Regions from separate parts of the Homo sapiens genome. Here region 2 is linked to region 1. A link is an interaction called in ENCODE POLR2A ChIA-PET data of the cell type or tissue named here. Cell type or tissue: Panc1. All regions are shown on one strand. Each heading gives the region's core, and the rest is flanking DNA. Links, peaks and the distances in the headings are about the cores only. Region 1 overlaps ATAD2B (ATPase family AAA domain containing 2B). Region 2 overlaps ATAD2B (ATPase family AAA domain containing 2B).

Region 1 (4,399 bases), core at 213-4,212:
ATCATATGGCTTTTCTCCTGTATTCTATTAAGGTAGAGCATTATTTTGATTGAATTTTAGATTTTTTTTTTTTTTTGGAGATGGAGTCTCGCTCTGTCGCCCATGCTGGAGTGCAATGGCGTGATCTCGGCTCACTGCAACCTCCACCTCCTGGGTTCAAGTGATTCTCTTGCCTCAGCCTCCCGAGTACCTGGCATTACAGGTGTCTGCCACCGTGCCTGGCTAATTTTTGTGTTTTTAGTAGAGACAGGGTTTCACCATGTTGGTCAGGCTTGTCTTGAACGCCTGACCTCAGGTGATCCACCTGCCTCGGCCTCCCGAAGTGCTGGGATTACAAGTGTGAGCCACTGCGCCTGGCCTGAATTTTAGATAGTAAACTAACTTTGCATTCTTAGAATAAACCTCACTTGCTCATAATATATTGTCTTTCTTAAAAAATTATTGGATTCCACTTGCTAATATAAAAAGTTTTATTATCTGTATTAATGAGATTTTGATCTGTAATTACTCTTAAAATATCTGCATCTGGTTTTGGAATCAGGTAATTTTGATGTGTATTAGATGAGATATACACTGGGTGTGATGGTGCATGCCTGTAATCTCAACACTTTGAGAGGCTGAGGCAGCAGGATCTCTTGAGTCTAGGAGTGCAAGAGCAGCCTGGGCAACATAGTGAGACCCTGTCTCTTAAAAAAAAAAAGATGAGATGGCATTCCCTCTTTCTCTATTTTCTGAAAGTGTTTGTGTAAGTTTGATGTTATTCATTTCTTAAGTGTTTGAGAGAATTCACCAGTGAAAATACCTGGGCCTGGAGTTTTGTTTATGGAAAGGTTTTTGATTACAAGTTAAATTTCTTCAGTTGATACAGGGCTGTTCAAGTTTTCTATTTATTCTTAGGTCAGTTTTGTTAGTTTGGTAGTTTATCTTTAAAGGAATTTGTTCATTTCACCTAAGTCAAGAAATTTACATACATTTTTTCCTACTATTCTGTTATCTCCTTAATGCCTAAATAGTCTGCGGTAGTATTCTTTTCATTTCCGATGGTGATAACCTGTGTTTTCTCTTTTTTTTTTTCTTGATTACTCCGGCTAGAGGATTATCAATTTTATTGGTCCTTTCTCCCCCAAAGAGGCAACTTCTGTTTTCATAGATTTTCTACTATTATTTTTGTTTCCAATTTTATACTACCTTTTTTCTTATATTTTTAAAAATTAGTAGACTGAGGGGGATTTGTAGGCAGAGTATAAAAGATTTTTTAGGGCAGTGAAAATAGTCTGTGTTATACTGTAAGAGTGGATCCACATCATGATATGTTTGTCCAAACCCATAGAATGTATATCATCAAGCGTGAACCTTAATGTAAACTGTGGACTTTGTAGATTGTGATGTGTCATTGTAGGTTCATCAGTTGAAATAAGTGCACCACTCTGTTGGGGCATGGGTATACATATGAAGGGGCAGGCGGGGGACGTATGAAAGTCTCTGTATTTCCTTCTCAATTTGGCTGTTAACCTAAAACTGCCCTAACAAATGGTCTTAAAAATAGACTATTCATGACTGGGCACAGTGGCTCACACTTGTAGTCCCAGCACTTTGGGAGGCCAAGGACAGTGGATCTCTTGAGCTCAGCAGTTTGAGACCAGCCTGGGCAATGTGGCAAAACCGTGTCTCTACTAAAAGTACAAAAATTAGTTGGGTGTGGTGTGCCTCTCGTCCTAGCTACTTGGGAGGCTGACGTGAGAGGATCACTTGAGCCTGGGGAGGTCAAGGCTGCAGTGAGCCACAATCGTGCCACCGAACTACAGCCTAGGTGAGAGAGTGAGGCCCTGTCTCAGAAAACAAAAAATCTCTATAAAACTGGGTAGCTTAGAAATAGCAGAACATTATTTGTCATATTTCTGGAGGCTGGGATGTCCAAGATCAGGGTGCCAGCAGATTTAGTGTCTGGTGAGGACCTGCTTTCTGGTTCTGATGACTTCTCTTGTGTCCTTAAATGGTAGAAAAGACCAGCTAGCTTTTTCAGGTCTCTTTTATGAAGGCAGGAATCCTCTTTATGAGGGTTTTGCCCTTGTGTCCTAATTACCTCCCAAAGGTTCCACCTCTTAACACTCTTAACACCTTAGCTCTTAACTCTTAATACCTCTTAACAACATTACATTGGTGATTAGGTTTCAATGTGTGAATTTTAGGGGAATAGAAACATTCCATTCATAGCAGGCAGTTTTAGGGTTTCAACAAATGTGTAATGACACGTATCTGCTCTTACAGTATCATACAGAATATTTTCACTTCCCCCAAATCGTCTATTCATTCATCCCCCCTTCTCTTCTGCCCTGCAGAGCCCTCCCTATCTCCCCAGCAACCACTGATCTTTTTACTATCTCCATAATTTTGCCTTTTCCAGAATGTCATATAGTTGGACTCAAACAGTATGTAGTTTTTTCAGATTGGCTTCTTTTATATAGCAGTATGTATTTCAGGTCTCCCAAGTCTTTTCTGTTTGTTTTTAATTTAACTCCCTTTTTCAGATTAAGATGGAAGCTTAGAAATTGATTGAAACTTTTCTTTTTTTCTAATATAGGCATTGACACCTGTAAATTTCCCTCTAAGCAATGCTTTAGCTACATCCCACAGTTTTTGACATGTATTCACTGTCATTCAGTTCAAAATAATTTCCAATTCCTCTTGTCATTTTTTCTTTGACACAGTCATTGTGTATTTAATTTAGATGTGTATTTAATTTACAAATAGCTGTGGTTATTTTTCCTGATTATTTTATTGTTATTTACTTCTAATTTAGTTTTATTGTGATCTAGAGATCATAACTCTTAAAGTCATTTTTTTTTTTTTTTTTTTTGAGACGGAGTCTTGCTCTGTTGCCCACTCCAGCAGTGGCGCGATCTCAGCTCACTGCAAGCTCCGCCTCTCGGGTTCAGGCCATTCTCCTGCCTCAGCCTCCTGAGTAGCTGGGACTACAGAGGCATGCCACCACACCCAGCTAATTTTTTTTGTATTAAAGTCATTTTTAAATTTATTGCATTCTCCTTTATGTCCCAGTGTATCCTGTGAATTTGCATTCTGCCATTTATGGTATAGTGTTCTATAAATATAAAATAAGACAAGGCATTAATAGTGTTAAGCAGACTCTTTTGTGGGGTTTTATTTTTTTGAGACGGAGTCTCACTCTGTCGCCCAGGCTGGAGTGCAGTGGCTCTGTCTGGCTTACTGCAACCTCCGCCTCCAAGGTTCAAGTGATTCTTCTGCCTCAGCCTCCTGAGTAGCTGGGATTACAGGCATGCACCACCATGCCCAGCTAATTTTTGTATTTTTGTAGAGATGGGGTTTCACCATGTTAGCTAGGCTGGTCTTGAACTCCTGACTTCAAGTGATCTGCCTGCCTCGACAGGCAGTGCTGGGATTACAGGCGTGAGCCACTGTGTCTGGCCTCTTTTGTTTTCTTACAGATGTTTAGGTCTAATTCTATTGATTGCAGAGACAAATATGTTAAAATGTCCAGCTATAATGAATTCTTTGTCCCTTTAATTCTGCTAGTTTTTGTCTCACATATTTTGAAATTTTATATTAGTTTCATACACATTTATTGCATCTTTATGTTGATGTTGCTTTCTTATATTATGAAATGTCCATGTTTATCTTGTAATACACTTAATTTTGAAATTTATTTTTATCAGATAATAATTCACCTATTCTAGACTTCATGCTGTTTGTGTGGTATATTTTTTGCCATTAACTTGCTTTCAACCTGTGTTGTTCATAGACTATATAAAGTTGGGTCTTATTTTCTTAATTGCATTGTCTCTTAATTTTAATTTGACTGTTTAGTCAATGTTTAATGTAATTATTGATATATTTGAATTGGGGATCATTTCATTTCCATTTTCTATTTGTGTCTGCTGTTTTCTTTTTCTGTTTCTTTTTTGCCTTTTTAAAAAACACTTTGAAACTTTGAAAGTTTTTTTTTAGAGTCTCAATTTTGCTATTGAGTTTTAAAAAGAGCTTTATTGAGGTATAATATATATACTATATGTATGTACACAATATTGACATTGATAAAGAGTAAAACTTGGAAGGTTTTAACATACATATATACTTGTGAAGCCATAACTACAGTCAAGACAATGAAAATACCATTTCCTTCAAAATGGACACTTATACATTTAGTGTGATTATTGATATGGTTAGGTTTAAATTTATCATCTAGATGATTTTCTCTTAGCCTGTTTCTTGTTTTCCCTTTTCCTATTGTTCCACCTTCATTTGGATTAGTTGAATATTTTTTATGATTCCAGTTTGTTTCCATTGCTGGCTTATTAGCCATTACTGTTTATTATTTTCATAGTAACTTTAGGGTTTATGGTATATGTCTTTAACTTGTAAC
Region 2 (4,399 bases), core at 400-4,399, 52 kb before region 1:
TTCTTTTCTTTTCTTTTTTTGAAACAGGGTCTCACTGTGTCACCCAAGCTGGAGTGCAGTGGTGTAATCATGGCTCACTGCAGCCTGGACCTCCCTGGCTCAAGCGATCCACCTACCTCAGCTTCCTGAGTTGCTGGGACCACAGGCATGTGCCACTACTCACGGCTAATTTTTAAACTTTTTGTAGAGACAAGTCTCAGAGTCTCCTTTGTTGGCCAGGCTGTTCTTGAACTCATGGGCTTAAGTGATCCTTTTACCTCAGCCTCCCAAAGTGTTGGGATTATAGATATGAGCTATCATGCCTGACCATGTGGCATTTTTCAGTACCTACATTGTCTCTTTCTTATTTTAAATAATGTAATATTTTCAGATTTTTAGAAACTACCTTTTAGAAATTTTTATGTGGAAGAAAATGCATTTTAAATTATTATAGACTTTTTTAATCTTTCTGTATCTCCTAAACTAACAGGTCGCTTCTATGTATTTTTTTCTCTTTCTGTATTCTTTCATGATGATTGCTTAGAAATACTAAACTAGTAAGCCCTTGTTCTTGGAATATTTGAGAAAAATTTAGAACATTTTATATGCTTGCCATTTCAGGACTTTGTAGAATAGTGTTGGCCCTAAATAAATAAATAGCAGTGCAGAGTTTTGTTTTTTGCAGTCATGGTAACCACTGCCTCTGTGCATTCCTTTTATAAATGAAAGAAAAAGAAATTGACTGCACTTCTAAGCTTTCTTGTGAAAACAGGAATACTTGTTAAAGAAAAAAAGTATACAAAAAGCCTGTCCTATAAGGAAATCGGAAGAGATTGATTTGTACCCATACATTTTCTGATCTAACTTGGGGGAAAATGTTCCTATTCTGTTTTTTCTTTGTCTCTTTGAGGTGTTTTCTCTCATCATTTACTTACTCTTTAAATAATTTGTTTTATTCTCTCTTACAGTTCCCTTTTTTCTATAAGAAGCCAGGTTGTCTTTTCTTAAAGAAAAAAAAAAAAAAAAAGGAAGGAAAATCCTTTCCTCCAAGTCTAAACTATTCTTTCTTTTTTAATTCTGACACTTTTGTAAGACTAGCTCTGTAGTCATCACCTGTACTTGCTCACCACTTGCTCCATTATTCACCTAGTGTTTTCCACCCCGCATTTCACAGACATTGCCCTGTCAGAAGTTACAATGATCTCTTACTTACAAATCCTCAGGTTTATCAGCTTTCTTCTGTTAAAGTCTTTTTGGAGCAGTTTAACTCCTCTTGTTTTAGTGAGAGACTATATTTGTCTCTGATTTTTATGACATCTCTTGTGCTTATCCCCATTAATTAGGCATTTTTTTAAGGTTTTGACTTCTGCCCTTCTGTTTTTATACTCTGTACGTTACCTATGATCATTTTCTTTTATGACCATGTTTCATATCTGTCTCTGCTCCTTAACTCACTTCAACTCAGAGGTGTGTTTCCCATAGCCTGATAGACCTCTCCTTAGATTTCTGGCTATAATTCCAAACTAACTTTCCAATTTTAATTCAGCATTATACTTCTCCCGTCATCACCTGTTCCCTGGCTCCCCACACCACCATCACCACTACCACCACCACCACCACCACCAACAACAACCGGCACTTTTTATACCTGCCCTTACTGTATTTATTTTGAATACAGCACTGATATCGCTAATCTAGTTATTTTGTTTTCTGGACTAAATTTCTTCTTTCTGATTTTCCCAATTCTAAATGAGGCCGTCATCAAGTTTTGATTTAATCTAGTGGTCTGCTAATTAACTTAGTTCCATGCATCTCTCATTTTTAAATGCTATACTTGGCTTCATTCTTTTTGTTTTTAGATTAAAATCCAGCTTTTAGATTTCTGACAAATTTAGATCTGGGCATGAAGCCTTCCTTGAAAACCAGAGCAGCATCTATTCATTTCTAGTTATTCTCAAGTTCTTTTGCCTCACTTTTTAAGATTTATGACAGAATAATAGTCACTATTTATGGTAGCTGATGAGTATGGTTTAAGGGACTGTAAAAGTCAAGGAGAGAATGGTTTTTACAAATTGAAAAAAGTTATCTATTCAAAGAGGTTAGAATTAAAAAAGTTGCTTAAGTGGGGATGACTATATCTTTTCATTATTTAATTTCTGTAGGATTTTACATTATTATTATTATACTTCTCTTGGAAGTTATCTCATCCTTGGATTGTGTTCTGGTATTTTATGTGCCCCATTATTAAGTTGTTAGAATACATATTCCCACTTCTATAGAAGACTTGAAAACAACATTTATTTATTTATTTATTTATTTATTTATTTTTGAGACACAGTCTTGCTCTGTTGCCCAGACTGGAGTGCAGTGACGTGATTATGGCTCACTGCAACCTCAACTGCTGGGGCTCAGGTGATTCTCCCACTTCAGCCTCCCAAGTAGCTGGGACTGCAGGCATGGACCAGCACACCTGGCTAATTTTTCTATATTTTTGTAGAGACACGGTCTTGCCATTTTGCCCAGGCTGGGCTCGAACTCCTGAGCTCAAACAATCTGCCCACCTCAACCTCTCAGTGTTGAGATTACAGGCATGAGCCACCATGCCCGGCCAAAAACATCCTTTAAAGTCTACATCAAATAGGTTATTTATTTATTTATTTATTTAAAGAGACAGGTCTTGCTGTGTTACTCAGACTGGTTTCAAACTCCTGGCCACAAGGATCCTACCGCCTGGGTCTCCCAAAATGTTGGGATTACAGGTGTGAGCCACTGTGCTTGGCCTCAAGTAGTTCTTATCCATCTTTTTTACCACTGCCTTCCACGTCTTATGTACATAGTAGGTCATCAGTAAATGTTAGTTAACTGAAATTATTTCCCTTATGCCTGAGGTACTTTTCCTACTCATGGATTATAATCACTGTGACACAGATTGCTAAATGGCTGTGGGTAGATTGCATAATCTTTTAAATATCTTTGTCATGAAACTGGTAACGCCTTCTCTCAAAGGGTTAGGTTATCATTAGCTAGTAAAATGCTTTGAGGGAAGATGAAAAAGTTAAGGTTGAGGGTTATGATCATCCTATTAAGGGTGAATTGTTAGCATCAGGTTTGTAGGTAGAAGCTTTCCCAAAGCTTGAAGTTAATTAAATGGTGCTGAAGTAATTATTTTGTACCTGTTTACATCGTGGTTGCTTACTTTACTTAAATCCCTAGATTTCTTTGGAGGGAAGGAGTCTTTGGTAATCCTCTTTATTCTGAGGTCTCTGTCATAGAGCCAAATCAAGATTGAAACCCTCCCGTGACAAAAAAAGTAAATATACCAGTACATTGTAGCAGTTAGGATGATGTGCTTTGTATTATACTTGAAGTATGTTATATGCCAGAGGTCCTCAGACTTTTGTGTACTAAGAATCATTTGGAAGCCCTTGTTAAAAACGTTTCACCTCCAGAGATTCCAGTCCAGCAGGTTGTAATTTTTAATGAGTAATGCAGGTGATTTTTGATTCAGGTAGTATGTAAACAACAGTTTGAGAAATACTTCTGAATGGAATTGAAAGCCAGTAGAATATGCAAATGGCCAATAAATAAATGTGCAAAACTCACTTAAATTGATATTCAAGTAACTATATACTTGGATTATTTTAAAAATTCAAATATTTTACTACTTTTTTTTTTGTCTTCAGTTCAATGGTACATAGTACTTATTTCCAGAGTATGTTTGGGAAACTAGTACCTGCAGATATTCCATGAAAAAAGAGAGCTTGATCAAATAAGTTTGTGAAATGTTACATACTTTATTTCATCCTTAGAGATTTATTTTGCATGTTATCATAATACTCTTAGAAGTTTTGCAGCAAAAAGCCTTGGACCTCATCGTTTCCCAAACTTAATTCACCATGAGCCCTCCTTTCTTGCCCCTAATAATTTATATTAATAATTTGTGAACAAATTTCCAGAAATTTTGTTTGTTGTTTTTCCTTGTTATCATGGAATTTTAAAAAATAGGGTACGTTTTTGTAATTCAGGAGCTTAAAATCTTGCTAGAATTTCAAGACTTGGACATGACACTTTAAAGATGATAAATATATAATGCTAAGTTGAAATAATCAAGTGCCCAAATGTATAGTAGGGCTGCAACTAGTAGCAGGGATAAGCTTAATTTAGGCTAGATTCTTCAGGGAGATTTCATGAAGAAAAAAAAAAAAAGGGTCCTGAGATAGGTCTTGAAGATGAATGATCAAATTTGATTGGAAGGAGTAATGCTGGCCTGGGCTATCTAAATTGGTACAGTAGTTTATAGGTACTAGTTTCTGTATCACAGATACACTCTAGCTTAAAATACATGATGTTGCTTCCTCAGTGACTCCTTTTTTTTCGATAAACAATCATTTTATTACTTGAGTACGTAGACAAACTTATG

What was found. Peaks named below come from ENCODE experiments on the same cell type or tissue, not always from the same donor. Only the 100,000 strongest peaks of a DNase experiment are listed, where the experiment ranks them.
Region 2: POLR2A ChIA-PET joins it to region 1 with 9 read pairs; 8 of 35 experiments call an interaction of 5 or more read pairs at or near these places.

The regions. Positions count from the first base shown.
Region 1 is chr2:23,848,597-23,852,995 of GRCh38, reverse strand. The region is part of intron 13 of ATAD2B (ATPase family AAA domain containing 2B); the gene reads left to right. Among named protein-coding and RNA genes, the nearest start is that of ATAD2B, 76 kb to the left of the region's middle. RefSeq lists an enhancer at 1,949-1,998. In Panc1, for the core only: no CTCF peak of the experiment used is centred there; no DNase peak of the experiment used is centred there.
Region 2 is chr2:23,901,145-23,905,543 of GRCh38, reverse strand. The region is part of intron 1 of ATAD2B (ATPase family AAA domain containing 2B); the gene reads left to right. It also overlaps the pseudogene RPS13P4. Among named protein-coding and RNA genes, the nearest start is that of ATAD2B, 24 kb to the left of the region's middle. In Panc1, for the core only: no CTCF peak of the experiment used is centred there; no DNase peak of the experiment used is centred there; H3K27ac peaks cover 341 bases.